2 separate regions of the Homo sapiens genome follow, and region 2 is linked to region 1. A link is a loop called in an ENCODE intact Hi-C map of the cell type or tissue named here. Cell type or tissue: PC-3. All regions are shown on one strand. Links, peaks and the distances in the headings refer to the core of each region. The heading gives the core; the rest is flanking DNA. Region 1 has its middle 270 kb from the start of MIR12115. Region 2 overlaps ADGRA3 (adhesion G protein-coupled receptor A3).

Evidence for each region. A loop is a pair of places that touch in the nucleus more often than their neighbours do. Peaks named below come from ENCODE experiments on the same cell type or tissue, not always from the same donor. Only the 100,000 strongest peaks of a DNase experiment are listed, where the experiment ranks them.
Region 2: it touches region 1 in a loop (3-fold over the local background); 10 of 110 quality-filtered maps call a loop at or near these places.

What each region holds. Positions count from the first base shown.
Region 1 is chr4:22,240,688-22,250,729 of GRCh38, reverse strand. No RefSeq gene overlaps it. Among named protein-coding and RNA genes, the nearest start is that of MIR12115, 270 kb to the left of the region's middle. In PC-3, for the core only: no CTCF peak of the experiment used is centred there; a DNase peak (open chromatin) is centred at 5,229; H3K27ac peaks cover 1,058 bases.
Region 2 is chr4:22,384,466-22,394,507 of GRCh38, reverse strand. It overlaps ADGRA3 (adhesion G protein-coupled receptor A3), which reads left to right. Exons shown (of 19, transcript NM_145290.4): 17 at 1,818-1,963; 18 at 5,325-5,420; 19 at 5,561-7,132. The coding sequence ends at 6,803. Among named protein-coding and RNA genes, the nearest start is that of MIR12115, 130 kb to the left of the region's middle. RefSeq lists an enhancer at 8,016-9,215. In PC-3, for the core only: CTCF peaks have their summits at 4,857 and 5,061 (motif pointing right); a DNase peak (open chromatin) is centred at 5,067.

The sequences.
Region 1 (10,042 bases), core at 2,748-7,747:
AGAGAAAATGAGTAATTACAAAATAAAATTCTACCTTTATGAAGTTGGGCACAATATACTTTATAAAGAATAACCAGAAGCAGGTTGGAGCAGAACTGGTGATATGGCCGTAATGTGTGGCCCCCTGAGCACAGGTAAGATGGGGCATTGCCTGGAATAGCCTGAATCAAACATCCTCTCTTGGAAACAGGATCCTTGCTCCAGACATTTGTGTGCTTTCTGGAGCCACCACAATAACATAGAGATTGAGACATTCAAAAGAATTATCAGGTCAGTATTTTCTTGTTTATGCTTTTGTTTTGGCAGCTGGCTCAGAGGAAACCTATCCAGTACCACATAGGCTGTCCAATGTCTCAGGAGTCCTTCAAAACCCTGTAAATCTCCCAGCCCCTTTCCATCTTTTGATGATATAATGAACCATGCCAAATCCTACTTAATTCAAACACCAACAAAATCCCATGATAGAGGCTTATGCAATTAAATTTTTGAGAATGCTTTACAATGCAATTCTCAAACATAAACATAGGTAGGGAAAATAGTATAATGACCCCCTGTGTATGTATTACTCACCTTCAACAATTGTTTACACGAAGTCGGGGTTAATTTCAAATGATTATTTTAAAATATATACTCTGGCATAGACTGCTAGCTCTAACCTAAATGTGTTCATCTCTTCTTTTATAATAGTGAAAGCCCATAGTTATAGCTCCTTAGAATAGCGACTGCATTTTCCTTCCTAACTTGTGGGTAGGTCTGACCATGTGGTTTGGTTCTGGCTAAGGGGATGTGAGCAACAGTGATGACTGTAACTTCTACATATGCTCTGTAAGGTAAGGGGTATGGCATTTCTTTCTCTCTTTACCCTCTACTACTCTGTTTTGCAGATAAGGAAGTAAACTGCTTTGGACCAGAGACAAAGATCACACTTTAATGATGGTAGAGCCACAAAGTAGAATTTCCAGGCCCCTGAAGACTTGACAGAGTAGAACTGCTATACAGTTGGACTATTATGTGAGAGGGAAATAAAAATCTGTCTGGTTTATGATGTGTGGCCCTCTAATTTAAACCAGTTTACTTGAGTCTGTGTTACTAGCACAAAACCAACATTCTAATTAATCATCTTGATAAATGATTGTATAATTTTGCTGAATAGAAATTTAAGCCTGTATATTAACAGCACTTCTGTGATTTGATGATATGCTACATGTTAGCTCAGCACTTATATCACAATTTCTCTGGTTCTCACTCAACAAATATTTCCTGAGTGGCCGCTATATGCCAGGCACTATTCCCAACATCTGGAATAGTGTCTGGCATATAGCAGCCACTCAGGAAATATAAAAATAAGCTTTCTGCCCCCATAAAGCTTATATCATGTTATGGGATGAATGCTTAGATCATCTTGTATTAGTCTGTTCTCATGTTGCTAATAAAGACATACCCAATACTGGGTATTTTAAAAAGGAAAGAGTTTTAATTGACTTACAGTTCCACATGGCTGGAGAGGCCTCACGATCATGATGGAAGGTGAACAAGGAGCAAAGTCATGTCTTACATGGCAGCAGGCAAGAGAACATGTGCAGGGGAGCTCCCATTTATAAAACCACCAGGTTTTGTGAGACTTATTCACTACCACAAGAACAGAATGGGGGAAACCACCCTCATGATTCAATTGCCTCCCACCAGTTTCCTCCCATGACATATGGGGACTATTACAATTCAAGCTGAGATTTGGGTAGGGACATAGAGCCAAACCATACCACCTCTTAAAATTCATATGTTGAAGTCCTGATCCCCAATGTGATGGTATTTGGAGGTGGGGTCTTTGGGAATTAATTATCTTTAGATTAGGTCATGAAGGTAGCATCCTCATAAAGGGATTAGTGCCCTTATCAGAAGAGGAAGACAGAGATCTCTCTCCCTTCAGGAGTAAGCATTGAAGAAAGGCTATGTGAGGACACAATGAGAAGGCAGCCATCTGCAAGCAAGGAAGAGAGCCCTCACCAGCTCCCAAATCTACAGGTCCCTTGATTTGGAATTCTCAGCCTCCAGAACTGTGAGAAATACATTTCTGTTGTTTGAGCCACCCAGTCTATGATATTTTGTAACAGCCACCCAAGCTAAGACACATTCTAATAGATTTTTGCTTTCTGCTTCAACTTTTTACTATGGGCCCATTTATTCATTCATTCAACAAATATGTATGGACTAGCCAAAATTGCCAGGCTCCATTCTAGGCACTTGGCATGCAGTAGTGAATAAAAGGGTCAAAATCTCTCTGTTCCTAGGACTTACATTCTAGAGCGGGAGATGGTCAGATAAGCAAGATCAATAAGTATTATTAAAATATGTACTATAACAAATAGTGATACATGCTAAGGAGTAAAGTAAAACAGGAAAGGGTAGTGAGAAGTAGGAGAGATGAAATTTTATGTTTTAGATGGGGTCATCAGAGACTCCTTCATTCTATTTGAATAGAGACATGAAAGAATGATGGAGCAAGCTGTGCCGACAATCAGGGTAGAAGCAGTCCAGTCAGAAGGAATTACATGTGCAAAACCCAGAGGTAGTACCATGTTCTGGAAACTGCAATGAGACCCATGTGGCTAGAGCTGAGTGAACCAGAAGGATACCAGTAGGGGAGACAGTCTTATCCTTTAGGGGTTTTGTAGGGCCCAGATGGCTCAAAAGCTGACATCTCTTGCTTAATTAAAAACTAGGCATCTTTGCCTCACCCTTACAGTGTTTCCTTTTTTTAAATTACACCTGTTACAAATATTATCCCTGCAAACAACCATTGGCATAGTCCTATGGGCAAGTACACATTATTGTCTCAGTAGAATGCCCCTGTTGACACAAGGGCAACATCACATATGATCTGATGGGTGAGTCTGAAGCCAGTCAAATGAACAGTAGTGAAGAGAGGAAACCCAGGGCAGGAAGCAGGCAGTGAAGGATCTTGGGGTGGAAGCTTTGGATGCTGGCAGTGAAGAAGGGAAGGGGCCAGCAGCTTCCTTCTAGCACCAGCTATTTGTGATGAGTGGCAGGTGTTGATCAGAGCAATGCTAATATATAGAAAGTGGGGGAAAACTTCAAGGATGTCAATATAGGAAGTTTTTGGGGAAAATGTTCAGATTATGACTCATGGAGGGAGAGATATAAAACAGACTAGCTGAAATAGTGTGCATACTGTTAACCATACAGGTGAGAGTCACAGAGGGCACAGAAAAAAATATGACCAAAGTGAGTTAGTCTTCTCACATGTCCTCACATGGCCTTTCCTTAGTGCTTATGCCACCCTTGTTGCCCTGATTTTCAGAGGTATCATATTATTATAAAAACATTAGAAGAGGAAAACCAGTTCCTACTGAAGTAAAGAATAGAGATGGGGGCCACATGTGGTTTCTCTGGTTCCCCCTCCACCCCGCCGAGGGAAGGTCTGGAGGGGAGTTTGAGAGGAATTTCTCACCATTAGCAAAAAGGGAAAGATTTGACTTACTATGAAAAGATGTACTTGATTCTGAGTTCTGGAGAAAGTGTCCATGTATAGCTGACATTTCTTTTTTGATGCTGACCTTAGATTGGAGTCATTGCAGGAAATAAATAGTGCAGTGTCATATCCACGTTCTAGTGTGTGGTTCACACGGATAATGCTGCTTGGGAGGAACCCAGAATACTGAACTATAAAAGGTACATCTGCACTCTCTTGGCAGCTAGGATTGTTCTCCAGGCCCTGACAGATTGGGCCTGCCCAGAGGGAACAATAGGACAGGGAAGCAACTGTATAGCATAAGGCTGCTTTTGATTAAACAAATGGGTGATGGCAAATGGGTGATGAAAAATGGAAAACATCTCAGTTTCTTCTATGAATCTTGTGCTACACTTTGTTCCTTACTATAGTGCTATTTCAGTTGAAGGCTGAGATGGTGTCAAACTCAACAGAATGGAGTAGTAAATATGGTTGATTTGCCATGTCTGCTGGGAGCAACATAGGAGAGGGTGATGGTCTCTGTGTTACACATTTGCTATCTCTGTAATAAATCATTGCTTTGATAAATAATAGTCACAAGTATTTCTGATAAATTTTTCTTTTATAATAGAATATATTTTAAATTTGAGAACGGTGGAATTCTGTGTCCAAAGAAAGACTGGAGGTACCAAGGTCAAAAAGTATATATAATAGCAATTTAGATTTTGTAAGAATATAGCAAGAAAATTGCCTTGAGTTGGGCAGTATCAGTGGAAAAGACACAAACTGTGTTTTATTTCTATTGTCTCACTTGATGGCAATCAACATAGGCTACTTTTGTGACCAAATGTATGTGGGTTTTTCCCCACATCTCAAGCAAGCAATCAGCTGCGCAGCAGACACCAGCTGTATGTGCTCTAATTCAATTCTGACACTATTTACCTGGAGATAGCATCAGATCCCACAGGTTGAGAGCTCAGTTCTCAAGAGTACACTCCTTCCTTCTGCTGTCAAGCCTGAGACCCAGGTTGTTTGACCTGTGCTTCTGACTGACTGGCTATAAATCAGGGATCCCATGACCCTTTTCTGGGGTTTGATTAATTTGTTAGAGTGGCTCACAGGACTCAGAGAAACATTCAAATTTACCAGTTTATTACAAAGAATATTACAAAGGGTACAGATGATGAGATACCTGGAGCAAGTTATGGTAGGGGGAGTGGTGGGGCTTCCACACTTTCCCAGGTGTGCCACCCTCCAGGAACCTCCCTGTGTTCAGTTACCCCAGAAGCTTTCTGTACCATGTCCTTTTGCATTGGATAGGCATGACTGAAGCATGGGCATCTGTGTGGAAATGTGATTGGACAAGGAGAGTACGATCTAATACAAATAGATGCAGAAAACCAACAAGATCTGTTCAGATTCTTCTTGGCCTCTCCATGCAGCATTCCTTCCTCCAGAGTATGGGGCAGAACCTCTTCTGAAATGAGGGTCTTATGATCCATAATCAGACAAAGTAGGTCAGAGAATTTCCTTATGGCCAGCTCCAAGGCAAAAAGGCGAGGTAATATTTCTCCCCATCTTGGAGAGAGGGGGAGAAAAAAACAGTAGGTGAAAGGAAGACAGAAGTTCAGAAAAAAAAGATTCTGTTTTCTGAGACCTGCTTCTGAGGCCCAAAGTGCCCTATCATTATAACAAAGGCTGTTACAAAGGCTATGGGAGTTATGAGCCAGGAACCCTGGACGAAAACAAATATATTGTGTGTGTGTGTGTGTGTATAAATATGAATCATAATGTCATATTACAGGCATGGTGAAGCTATTTTATTGCGATGATACAATTTTGGTCTCATGATTAATCTGAGTACAAAGATCAAATAATTGGCTCTGGGAAATCATGTTTACTCTGCCTTTGTAGAAATTAAAGTTGAACCATCACTTGAAGGGAAGTATAGAAGGGATTCCAGCCATATTTGGACTTCAAATGCATTAAGTGCCTAGTTCAATGGTCTCTTTAAAATGTAAGCGTACTACTCGGTTTTTATTAACTCTCATTTATTTTAGTATCTTGATTTTCTTGATGTCATGGTCACATAGGCAGAAAGGCATTGTGGATGCTACTCATTTTTAGGTGTTCAATAGAGCCTGAATTGATTAAAATTTGGCTCAACCTAGAGAAAACTTATAATATTAAAATAGGTGAAATGAATATAAGACAGAAATAGTGAAAATGGTACATGATCATTCCTATAATATTTAAGCAGAAATAGAACCTTCAATGGTAACGTTAACCTTGCAAATGGGGGACCCTTGGTATTGTACATCTACTAGTCTCTAAGTTCTTCGATTGATGCTGTGATTCAATAAGGGCTAAAAAATGTTTATTGGTGATGGTGAATATGATTCATATGCTATTGAAGACTGTATTAAGTGTTGGTCATACGTTACATAAGATATCCTGCTGCTTCCACAAGAAAAGTCTAGTTTTATTGCAACTTACCTTCCAGTCAAACCTCAGGTAGCTTTTGATCTGAGGAAACCCTCCTTATGTAATTGCCTCTGTTTCTACAGTGTCAAATTTAACACCTTCTCATCTGATTTTTCACATGCTATAAAAATCTAGCCATCACTGAGGACTTACTGCGTGCTAGGCATTGTTCTAGACATGTGGCATTTATTTTTACATGTATTATTAATTGCATCTATTGTTAATCCTCAAGGAAACCTTAAGAAGGTAATATCGTTATCCCCATTTCATGAATACAGAAATTTAGACACATGTAATTTAAATAACTTACCTAAGGTCACACAGCTAGTAGTTGTTGGAGCTGGTATATGAATTCAGCAGTACTACCTTTGTGCCTTTAAGGGAGTTATTTTCACTTTCTGGGCCTCTGTTTTTTCATCTGAAGAAATGAGATACTGAAAATATTGAGTGGTCATTCTCCTTGAGAACTGGAATAAGACAAGGATGCTCACTCTCACCACTCCTTTTCAACATAGTACTGGAGGTCTTAGCCAGAGCAATCATGCAAGAGAAAGAAATAAAAGGCACCCAAACAGGAAAAGTCAAACTATCTTCACTGATGACATAATTCTATACCTAGAAAACCCCAAACCCTCCATCAAAAGGCTTCTATAACTGATAAATGATTTAAGTAAGGCTACAGGATACAAAATAAATGTACAAAAATAAGTAGCATTTCTACATACCAATAATGCCCAGGCTGAGAATCAAGACAAGAACACAATCTCATTTACAGTAGCCACAAAGAAAATGAAATACCTAGGAATATAGCTAACCAAGGATGTGAAAGATCTCAACAAAGAACTACATTAAACACTATTGAAATAAATCAGAGATTACACAAATAAGTGGAAAAATATCCCATGCTCATGGATTGGAAGAGTCAATATTGTTAGAATGGTCATACTGTCCAAAGCAATTTACAGATTCACTGCCATTTCTGTCAAACTACCAAGATTATCCTTCACAGAATTAGAAAACGCTATTCTAAAATGCATATGGAGCCAAAAAGAACTCAAATATCTACAGCAATTTTAAGCAAAAAGAACAAAGCTGGAGGCATCACACTACCTGACTTCAAACTACACTATAAGGCTGCAGTAACAAAAACAGCATGGTACTGGTATAAAAACAGACACATAACACCAATGGAACAGAATAGTAAACACAACCACTCTGATCATTGATAAGGCCAACAAAAATAAGCAAGGAAAAGGACTCCCCATTCAACAAATGGTGCCGTGTTAACTGGCTAGCCATATGCAGAAGAATAAAACTAGACTTTTACCTTTCATCATATACAAAAGTAAACTCAAGATGGATTTAAATGTAAGAACTTCCTATAAAAATTCTAGAAAAAAATCTGGGTACTAGTCTTCTTGACGTCAACCTTGACAAAGAAAGAATTTTTGGCTAAATCTCCAAAGGTGATTGCAACAAAACCAAAAATTAACAAGTGGGTTCTAATTACACTAAGGAGCTTCTGCACAGAAAAAGAAATGATCAGCAGAGTAAATACACAACCTAAAGAATGGCAGAAAATATTCACAAACTATGCATTCAACAAAGGTTTAATATCCAGCTTCCATAAGGAGCTTAAATAAATTAACAAGTGAAAAGCAGGCAACCACATTAAAAAGTGGATATGATTCAAAAGAAAACATACATGTGGCCAACAAGCATAGGAAAAAAAGTCCTCAACATCACCAATCATTAGAGAAATGCAAATTAAAACCACAATAAGGTACTATCTCATATCAATAAGAATGGCTATTACTAAAAAGTAAAGAAATAGCAGATGCTGGCAAGGTTGGAGCAGAAAGAGAATGCTCATCCACTGCTGGTGGGAATGAAAATTAGGTCAGCTATTGTGGAAAGCAGCTTGGAGATTTTTTTGAAGAGCTTAAAACAGAATTACCATTCGACCCAGCAATCCCATAATTGTGTATATACCCAAAGGAATATAAATCATCCTGTCATAAAGACACATGCATGTGTATGTTCATCACAGCACTATTCACAATAGCAAAGACATGGAATCAACCTGGGTGCCTTTCAATGGTGGATTGAATAAGGAAAATGCAGCACATATACACCATGGAATACTACACAGCCATAAAAAAGAATGAAATCATGTTCTTTGTAGCAACATGGGTGAAGCTGGAGGCCACAATTGTAAGCAAATTAACGCAGGAACAGAAAACCAAACATTGCATGTTCTCACTTTTTAGTGGGAGTTAAACACTGAGTACCCATGGATATAAACATGGGAGCAATAGACACTGCAGACTACTAGAGGGCAGACAGAGGGAGTGGGGCATGGTCACAAAACTACTTATTGAGTATTATGCTCACTACCTGAGTACATTATACCCATGTAACAAATCTGCACATATACCCTCTGTATATAAAGTAAAAGCTGACAAAAAAGTATATAAATCATGTGTCAAGCTCAATGAATTTCCACAAAGTGAACACACCAGGTAAAAAAATAGAACACAACCGTAATCTCAGGAAGTCTCTCATGCTTCCCTGGAGCCACAAGAGTCATCACTATGCTAATTTCTAACACTGTCAATTAGGTTTTTCTATTTTAAAACTTTATATCAAAATATTTTCTCTACTAAAAAAAATTGGATTGTTTTAAAGCTTAAAGAAGATTATAGCTGTAAAGAGTTTAAAATGTGCAGGTGAGCATCATGCAATAATTTTAAGTTACAGCCATTATTGGCCAGATAAATTTCTAGTTGCTTACAAGAACACTACAAAGTAGTTATTATTCTCCTCATTGGAAGAGGCTGAGTAACTTGCTCACTGCCTTACCAATTAATTAGTGTGAGATTGTTATTTCCCACAACTGGCTTACTCAAAAGGTTTATCTTTCCTGTACACAATCCTATAAAATGTCTGTTCGTTTAATAACTATATTAACTCAAGTGAGATGTCTCCAACCAGCTACTCACAATCTTGGTATTGCTGTGTAGATTAGAGTCAATTAGAGTCAACTTTGAACTCTCTGCTTTCCAGCTCCAAGCAAAAGCCCTGTTGAAGGAAGAGGTGCTGCTGGAAGTAGTGTATAGAACATGTATTCTGCCTACTCTCCCTGGCAATCTGTATTCTATCTCTGTAAGTGGCTGAACCACGAGGAAGTGACATACCTAACAGGAGCTTGTTTCGTTTTTTTGCAGAATGCTCTTCTCAGAATTGTTGTTCAGACTTACTTCAGCTTCCATGGAAGGTCATTTCAAGGAATCTTTTGAAATTTATGATTACATTTGTTGTAAAAATGCTTCTGAGAACACTCTTCTTCACAACACTTGATAGCCCATTTAAAAAGGCTTATTTGAGACTATGTTTCTGGGAAAGGCTTTGGTTGTGTTAAGGAACTAGGATATTTCCTTCTTTTCAATACTAAGCATTATGTAATTGCTTGGTCTTACACTTCTCAACGAGGAAGCTCAGAATCAAATTTGAAGTTATACTACAGTCATTTTGGAATAATAGGCCATAAGTGTGATTGTAATAGGCTGCTAGAAGAGAAGAATATTTGTAAACTATAAGACAGTGCAAAAAAAGGTTTTCTTTAACCTAAAATTTTATTTTGGAATAACTTTGGATCTATAGAAAAGTTTCAAAGATCATGTGATCTGCGGTGTACTGGGTGGTACTGGGTGGCACTGTGTGTGAGTTCACTCTGTGATACTGAGGGTGCTTCCTACTCCTGTGTGTGGGAGTTCCTCCTACTTTATGAGGCAATAGTTTAAACTATTTTACGGTGTAGTTGTGTACACAATTACACTGTATAATTTATACTGTTTACCAGTTTATATACCACTCTGTGTATCCGTTCACACTCATTAGCAGGCATACTACTAACGTGTGTGTGTATTAGCTCAGACTGTGTGTGGTTCACACTACTACCCTGCATGTTAGCTCAGGCTGTGTATAGTTCACACTACTACACAGTGTATTAGCTCAGGCTGCGTGGAGTTCACATGACTACCTTGTGTGTTAGTTCAGGCTGTGTGGAGTTCACACTATTACCCTACA
Region 2 (10,042 bases), core at 2,322-7,321, 140 kb before region 1:
TAGCTCAAAAGGGTTATTTTATGCTTTCTGTTCCACTTCTGTCTATAAATTTTGCTTTCACAGCGCAGTCAGCAAAACTAATGGGAACCATGAAGCCACTTTTCTTTTTAAGACGATCATTTCTGACGTTTGTAGTTGGGCCAAACTTGATCCCACCTCCCAGCACCTCAGAGCCACTGCAAGGTTTATCTGGAGAGGGGCCACCCTGGCTTTCTCCTGCAAAAGAAGATTTGGGCTTTCAGGTCACCAAGTGTTTGCTGCAGATTGGTTCTCATTAAAATAAACTCTGGACAGTGGTCCATAATTTTATTATCGACCTTTGATTTTCTTGAGGTTGGAGAGGCATCCCTTTAGAATGACAGATTTTTTCTTGGAATTTCATAATTATATAAAAAAGCAGTGATTAAAAAAAAGCAAGTTACTGGTTAAGAAAGCTGGATTATGTCCTTGATACTCCAGTGACATATGACATTTACTTTTCTTAAACTAAAATTTAAGCTTCTCTCATTTCCTCACATCTTCATCTAGAATTTCATCCTCAACTAGAGTTGCTTCATGTATAGGTCATGTGATAAATAGAAACTGTAAGTGTATCATTTGCATATATTGCAGTTATCCTATACTTACTGAGCACCTATTATATCCCATGAATTGTGTCCATTCAATTCCTACGAAACCCCTAGAGGTGGCGATTGATAATTTTCTACTATTAAATTGAGGAAAGTTAATTTCAGAGAGGTCGCATTATTTCCTCAAAATCACATTCTTAATAAGTAATAATATAGTGATTTCTACTAATTGCTTGTCACACACTAGGCGATTTGCTAAATGCTTAATGTGGACCATCTTACTTAACCTCACAGTACTTTTATATTACTCTTGGTTCCCAAGTGAGGAAGCCAGCACTTTAGGTCTTACGTGACTTTGCTCAGATCACCCAGCAGGTAAGAGGTGAATACCAGTTTAAAAATCAAGGAAAATTTCATTTCTGAGTTCACCCTCTTAACCATCAATATATTATTATATTGCTTTGTGATTGTTACAGTGTATAAAAGCTCTGAATCATATCTCAGGTCTCTTACTCTGGAACTTATTCTGTGTGTGCTGTGGCCTTCACCCTGTAGTTAACCTGTGCCCTCTGTATATTCCTCCTTAAAAAGAATGTTAGAAAATGGACTCTAGGCCGGGCATGGTGGCTCATGCCTGTAATCCCAGCACTTTTGGAGGCTGAGGTGGATGGATCACCTGAGGTCAGGAGTTGGAGACCAGCCTGGCCAACATGGCAAAACCCTCTCTCTACTAAAAATACAAAAATTAGCCAGGCGTGGTGGTGCGTACCTGTAGTCCCAGCTACTCAGGAGGCTGAGGCAGGAGAATCACTTGAACCCAGGAGGCAGAGGTTGCAGTGAGCCGAGATCACACTGCAGCACTCTATCCTGGGTGACAGAGCGAGGCTCTGTCCCAAAAAAAAAAAAAAAAGAAAATGAACTCTAATGTATAATGTCACATCTATGAAAAACACACTTTTGGTTTAATGTCTGGGAGCCAGTTCTGTCCTGTATTAAGGGTCGTCTTTGGTATAAATGGTAGTTTGTGGGCTTCCTAGAGCCAATTGTTGGTTTGTGTATTTGAGGATTGTGATTCCCTGTCACATGTCTATTAGAACACAGTGTTGCCTTAGCAGGCAACAGAGTTGATTATTAGGATAGGCCTTCCTGCTGCTTTCAAATCAGACTTCTGAGTTACTTACCAATTTTGAGGTAAGCCTTAGTAGGAACATTTTTTTTCTTTTATTTATTCTTTGATCTTCCTTGTAGGTTGGGATAATTCTTCACTATTCCACCCTTGCCACAGTACTATGGGTAGGAGTGACAGCTCGAAATATCTACAAACAAGTCACTAAAAAAGCTAAAAGATGCCAGGATCCTGATGAACCACCACCTCCACCAAGACCAATGCTCAGGTATCTCATATCTTTGTTGTATTAATTGTTTTGTTTGCTTTCATTGAAGCATAATCATAAATTATAACAAAATTGCTGAGTGAATTTTGGGAAGTAAAAGAACGGACTTGTATGCAGGACTGCCTGGTTTTGAAAATGGCTCAGGCATCCTTCCCGCTGCGAGTCCTCAGACAACTTCTGTACCCTCTCTGAGCCTTCCAAGATCATCTCAAAAGTGGGGCTGATTCTCCCATCCTCGAGTTGTGAGGAATAAATGAGTAAATGGGCAAAGCACTTAAGAGGGGATTGGCCATATAATCGGCTCTATGAAACTGTCAGCTGTTTTTATTTCCTTGAGGTCTTATGTCATACTCAAGTATGTATCAGTTTAATTATTCTATGCAAAGGACAAGAAGACTTGTGTGTTTTTCCTATCCATTATAATATGAAAAGTGGTAAATGGATTATCATGCTGGATGAATAAAATCTATCAGTGATGACCAAGCTTGTTGAATGCCTGATATGTCACTGGCCCTGGGCCAGGGATTTACAGAAGACTCCCTTGCCCTTTGGGAGTTTATAGTCTGCAGGAGGAGAAAGGCATGAGCACTGACTGCGCTGTGTGAGAAGCATAGTGGAGATAGGTTCTTTGAAAATGTAAAGAAAGAAGCCATTAATTTTGGGGGCGGGGGGTTGTTAGGAAATGCTGGACCACTGGCGTGAACTTTACTGTGATCATGACAAAGTGTAGAAGTGAAGAGTGAGCTGAGGAAACCTTGAGGAATGCAGTTTGGCTGGAGCCTCAGATGTTTGGTGTCAAGTAGCAGGAATTCAGGATGAAAGTTGGCTTTGAGGCCTTTGTGTGTCCTATTTAAAATGTGGGCAGCCACTGAAGATTTTTAACTAAGGGAGTGGCCTGACATGGTGTCATTTTAGAAGGATAGCTATGGCTCTAGTATGGAGTATAAATCAGAATTCCTAAGAACAAGGAATTCTGCTGAGGTTATTAGGGCAGCCCCCATGAAGACCAGAACAGTGTCAGGGAGAACACAGAAGAGGACACAAGTTTGAGAGGCTTGAGGCAGTTTCTCTAGGATTGATGTCCAGCTGGATTTAAGAGAGTTGTGTGAGGGAGAGAAATTTGAAGATGGCTGCAAGTTGTCTATTCTAGCTAGCTAGCGTGCCTTGACGGAGGGTGTTTCCATCAACTGAGAAATAAGATAGGAAAAGCAGAAATGGCAGGTGGGCGGGGGAGACATGGAGAGGGGAAATGGGGTGGCAGGCTCCTCAGTACTTTCTTGTGGAATGTTTACATTTTTTAGAAGTCCAGGGCTCAGCAGAGAGGACAAGCTAGAGATTGTCTAGGAGGAGCAGGAGACATTTCCTTATGTGGTCACTGAAGCCATGATAATGAATAGGAACTCCCAGGGAGAAGTTAGTTAAGAAAAGAACGATACTTGGACCTTATTAATGTTTAATAGATGGGCCGTGGAAAAAGTCACTGGATTTTTGGCTGCAGAAAGAGAACACCCGAGAACATGGATGATTTGTGGGAGAGTGGTTCTGTGTTTGACAAGGAGCAGCAGGGGTGCTCCGTGGCCCCAGAGTTATGTTGTAGGATGAGATTTGACACCTCCCTCACTTCTATTAAGAGAAATGAGAGATGATGGTGTTTGGCTTAGAAACTTGGGAATCTTAACCTTAAGCAGCTGTTCATTCCTATAAGGTTCTGAGAAGAAAGATAAAGAGTTAAGGAAAAGGCAGCTGGTGCTTCAAACTCTCTGCAGTCCCCAAATGACACACAAGTATCCTCTTTGCATTAGACAGCTCAAGCTCCGCCCTCTAGCCCTGCTTCCCCCATATCCTTGAGCTTATGGAAGCCTGAGCAACACTGCTGCCTACCTGGAGGGTGGGACACGAGATTTGCCAGTGAGATTCTTCTGACCCCAGAGAGGACATTTTTAGCATCATGGTGGTGAGTGGGTACAGCTGACAATAAGGTGATAAAGGCGAGAAAGTGGTGGTACCAGCGTTGGCAGAAGGAAGAGAGAAAAGAAGTGGTAGTTCAAGGAAAGTTTTAGAAGATGGGGAAACTTGAATATATATATAATACGTATTTTATATATATATATAATACGTATTATATATATATAATACGTATTTTATATATATATATAATACGTATTATATATATATAATACGTATTATATATATATAATATGTATTTTATATATATATATATATAAGCAGTAGAGAAGCATGCTAGAAATAAGCAATAGAGAAGATTTTAAAGATGCAAAATAGGGTTATTTGATAACAAGAACGGGGGTAGGGGGCGTTGAAAGAAGACAGAGAGGGTGATAGGACCCAAGATTAATTTTGGAAATAATACTTTCTTTTCAGGTAAGAAGCAGATGTGAATTAGTACAGCAGGAAGAAGGGGAAGGTCACGTATTATTGGCATCTCTCTAATCTGTGGAATAGAAGGCAGAATTATAGTTTTATAGGGTAATTAGTTTTCAGCAGTACTAACATCATGTTAAAGGATTTTAGTAACTAGGTACAAGGAAGAAACAATATATGGACAAATGTATCAGAGATATTGCCTTTATCCACCCAGTGCAAGATTTGGGGCCATGTCTCAGGAAGGAGCAAACGCAAAATTAAGATTCTGACTTACCCAGAATGGAAATTTATTTTCAGAGAGATCAAGGAGCTCAGAGATGAGCACAGAGTTTTTCTTTGTAGGACCAGTCACTGCTCTGTTTCAATCAGTTTTTATTGCACCATCATTTCCCTTGCTGTCCCCACCTCTCTTTGGAAAAGGGGTCAGGTAGGGCCTCTGCACTCTGTGAAGCTGCTGGGATCCAGATACCTTCCTTACCTTAATCTCAGTGGACTGGCGATGAGATACACAGCAGTGGGCAGTCCTGGGACATGCAGGTTGAGCTGAACATTAGTCAGTAATTAATATGTCATTACATTTCTTGTGTGAACTAAGGCACTTTTCAGTTCACCGGCTGAATCTAAAAGAAGCCAGTTCCTGCTACAAAAAAAAAAAAAAGTAAGAGTAAGTAAGCTGAAATCCTACCAGCAGGCTCAGAGTGTTACTTTGCCTGTCCACAAGGTGGCAGAAGCCGATCAGCTTTCCTCTACTCAGAAACTTACTAGACCTTGTGCTTTAAAACAAGAAATCTAAAAAACAAAATAAAAACACATTACTGCTAATAAATCAGCCTCCCAACTTAACTCTCAGCTTATTATTGGAATAAAGATAATAATTAATCTTCAGGGAATGACTTTTGAAGTACTGAGACATTATGAGAGATACATGTTAAGAAATGGAATGATGAGTGGTTTTTCCTGTGATTCCTCCTTCTAGATTTTACCTGATTGGTGGTGGTATCCCCATCATTGTTTGCGGCATAACTGCAGCAGCGAACATTAAGAATTACGGCAGTCGGCCAAACGCACCCTAGTGAGTATTTTATATTCTCTGTGTACTTGACCCAGTTGTTTCTCTTTTAAGTATTTTCTAGGCATTACAGGTGATTGCAATTTCGTAGATAATTTGTTGAAACATGTAGCATCGATCTGGTTTACCATTTTCTTTTCCAGTTGCTGGATGGCATGGGAACCCTCCTTGGGAGCCTTCTATGGGCCAGCCAGCTTCATCACTTTTGTAAACTGCATGTACTTTCTGAGCATATTTATTCAGTTGAAAAGACACCCTGAGCGCAAATATGAGCTTAAGGAGCCCACGGAGGAGCAACAGAGATTGGCAGCCAATGAAAATGGCGAAATAAATCATCAGGATTCAATGTCTTTGTCTCTGATTTCTACATCAGCCTTGGAAAATGAGCACACTTTTCATTCTCAGCTCTTGGGGGCCAGCCTTACTTTGCTCTTATATGTTGCACTGTGGATGTTTGGGGCTTTGGCTGTTTCTTTGTATTACCCTTTGGACTTGGTTTTTAGCTTCGTTTTTGGAGCCACAAGTTTAAGCTTCAGTGCGTTCTTCGTGGTCCACCATTGTGTTAATAGGGAGGATGTTAGACTTGCGTGGATCATGACTTGCTGCCCAGGACGGAGCTCGTATTCAGTGCAAGTCAACGTCCAGCCCCCCAACTCTAATGGGACGAATGGAGAGGCACCCAAATGCCCCAATAGCAGTGCGGAGTCTTCATGCACAAACAAAAGTGCTTCAAGCTTCAAAAATTCCTCCCAGGGCTGCAAATTAACAAACTTGCAGGCGGCTGCAGCTCAGTGCCATGCCAATTCTTTACCTTTGAACTCCACCCCTCAGCTTGATAATAGTCTGACAGAACATTCAATGGACAATGATATTAAAATGCACGTGGCGCCTTTAGAAGTTCAGTTTCGAACAAATGTGCACTCAAGCCGCCACCATAAAAACAGAAGTAAAGGACACCGGGCAAGCCGACTCACAGTCCTGAGAGAATATGCCTACGATGTCCCAACGAGCGTGGAAGGAAGCGTGCAGAACGGCTTACCTAAAAGCCGGCTGGGCAATAACGAAGGACACTCGAGGAGCCGAAGAGCTTATTTAGCCTACAGAGAGAGACAGTACAACCCACCCCAGCAAGACAGCAGCGATGCTTGTAGCACACTTCCCAAAAGTAGCAGAAATTTTGAAAAGCCAGTTTCAACCACTAGTAAAAAAGATGCGTTAAGGAAGCCAGCTGTGGTTGAACTTGAAAATCAGCAAAAATCTTATGGCCTCAACTTGGCCATTCAGAATGGACCAATTAAAAGCAATGGGCAGGAGGGACCCTTGCTCGGTACCGATAGCACTGGCAATGTTAGGACTGGATTATGGAAACACGAAACTACTGTGTAACATTGCTGGGCTTCCTAGGCAGAAATTCATATAAACTGTGATACTCACATTCCTTGAAGCTATGAGCATTTAAAAACTGTTTACAGCCACCATAGGGATTCAAAAGAATTTGGAATAAACTTTGAAGTTTTGGATTTTACTTATTTTTATCCCCAAATTGTTGCTATTTTTTAGGATCTGAAACAAAATCTTTCTAAAACATTGTTTTAGTTGTCAAAGCACCAACAGGACATTTTGGGATGTGAAATGTAATTTCTTGGAATCTGTAATTTGTACTTAATATTTCAGGCTTGTATTTAATATAATAAATAGGTGTTTGTTATTGTGTCGATCTGTTATTTTTATATTTTACAATATAAGCATTTAGTTCTATTTTAATGAAATTAGTGGTTTGGGGTATTTTAATTAGAGTTACACATAAGTCAGTTATATATATATATTGCATGGTTAAGTGTATTGATTTTGGCACATAAATCAAAGTGATTTTTGGGTTGCTGTATTTTATAAGTCTAGTTTTAAATATTACCAGGTTTTAAAAGGATCTCTCAGGATGTTTTTTGAAAATGGAAATGCCTAAAAAACTTCCTACGTTGCCTTACTTTTGCGTTATTCCTTGGATCCTATTAATACTATTTTCAACATGGTCGTGGCCTTTTCATTGCTTTATATTCGGTCTTAAGTTTCTTACTCTTTTTGGTGTGGCCAGGTGGGGGTGATTGCTGCACGAAAGTTATTCTTGAATGCAAATGAAGAGCTACCACTTAAGGTTCACATTCTTCAATATTGGCTCTTATGTTGACTTTTATTTTGTACTTAAACAGATAAAGTTCCTTAGATTCATGCTGAAGTACTGATTAAATCCCATTCCGGAATTCTAAAAACAGCTCTACTGCAAAAGTTCTCGCTCACTGGTCTTTGCTACACTGCAGTCTAACCCATCTCCTGTCCTGAGTCTCACTGTGGTTCTCAGTTCTCTCGTATGCAAGACAATGTCTGCAAAATTGACACAACTTTGATCTCTTTTCAGCGGAAGTCTAAAGGTTTGAATCAGATTGGATTCAAAAGTACATATTCGAGAAATGCAAAAAAGAATCAAGCCGTTTAGCTTAATAAACTTCAAATTCTGAGAGATTAACTGCTTATGTACAGAGAACAATTCTCTGAGCCATCCTGAGATTACCCATTCTAGTGTAAATGTTCACTTTTCACTGGGTTACTGCATTAGAAATGTTATTTTGCTTGACAATAATAAAACCGATAGTTCTACTTAAGCCTTTTAGGTTTGAGTTTTAGAGATGTTATTTTATGGTGGGGGAAATAAAGCAGCCAGTGGATAGATTTGGCTATATTTCCTGGTTTATGGTCTCCTGGTAAATTGATATATTATGTACAAGATGGTGTTTGGAAATGACAAAGATAAGCTAATAAGAAATGGAGTGAATAATTCTTATTTATCACTATTTTTTTGTTTGCTCGGTGTTTAACCTGTTTGACCTGCTGGTCAGCTGTACCTAGGGAGATAACTTTCTTGTTCTTCTTTTTCCTGCCTCTGCATAGGAAGTGAGGAATTTTCCTTCCTGGAAGATGTTGCCCATTCAGCAAGCATTTATTCATTTAAACATGCCTTATTTTAGGTAACAGAACAGGTGCTGGCGGTGGGGAAGGACTGGAAAAGAAATCAAACACTTGGAAGAAGATGGAGATTCTGCTAAAAATGTTCAAGGGGATTTTGTTACTCATAGCGTGGAGAGTGATGAGCGATCACTTACTCATCCTTAGTATTTCAATTAGAGTTTTGATATTTGTATATAGGAAGTGAGTAATATATTGTATTCCTCCCACCTTTGTCGTTTATGATTTATAGCTGAGATTCTCTATTTTTCATAGAATTGTAAACTGCTAACAGATGTTTCAGTTTTCTTAGAGATCAGCATGATCATTTTCCTAATTTAAAAAATTTGACAACTAAGATCCAAAGAATTTCTGGCTTGCTGGACATGCTGGCAGGTTATACCATGCCCACGGCTAGAACCATGTTTGCCAATGCTGAGGCCGCCGTGCTTGGCAACACATTTCATTGCTTTTACGGTGTTTATTATCTATAAAATTGTATCAGACTTTATTCTTATCTTAGTTGTTTTGAGTTTTAGTTTCATAATAAGGTATAGTTGGTTATATTCTGCTTAAGGAAACAGTTATGATTCTTTTATTTCATGACAGTTGTTTTGTTTTGTTTTGTTTTGTTTTTAGAGTTGAGGTCTCACTCTGTTGCCCAGGCTGAAGTGCAGTGGGGATCATAGTTCACTGTAACCTCGAGCTCTTGGGGTCAAGCCATCCTCCCACCTCAGCCTCCTGAGTAGCTGGAACTACAAGAACAAGCCAGTAGCCCGGCTGTTTTTCTTTTTATTTTTGTAGAGATGGGTCTCACTGTGTTGCCCTGACTGGTCTCAAACTCCTGGCCTCAAGTGATCCTCCAACCCTTGCTTCCCAAACTGTTGAGATTATAGATACGAGCCATTGAGCCCAGCCAAAAGTTGTTTTCTTAATGTAAACATTATATCTACAGATTACATATATAATGTTATATACTAACCTGCTTTTTAGGTAACAGTTAGAAATTAGATTTGTGTATGACTATTTTTGTGACTAGATTTATATACTAACGTACATGTATATTAATATTTCAGGTCATTAATAGGTGGCAACTGATTTTTAAATCTCAGGATATTTTGGATAAATGTAACAATGTAACTATATGTATGTTCAATATATTTATATTAGTAATATATACAGATGGCAACTTAGGTTTAGTTGCTGATTGGAATCTATACATAGGTCTCATTATAGAGAAGCAACAATGTTAGAACAGACTTACATGTTTCAAGTATTGAGTTCAGAATGCCCAAACTGAAGTTGGTTGAGAACATACAAAATTAGGAAGTAAAAACATTAACTGAAAACATCTGATGCAGGAATTAAACTAAATCATCAAGGTAAGTGAGGCATACAACAGCAATCCAAAATTTAAAACAAATCTTAATTCTGTTTTTCTTTTTGGATTCCAGTAATCATTTAGTTATTTTAATATTGACTCCAGTGCTTTTATCTGAGAGGTGATTTGATTGTTCATAATCACTTAATGATGTTTTCCAAATTTGAGTCATTCTGTCACTTTTGCTAATTTTGTTATATTTTTCTTAACACTTGTATTAATGCTGTCCATGGATTATTGCTTATAT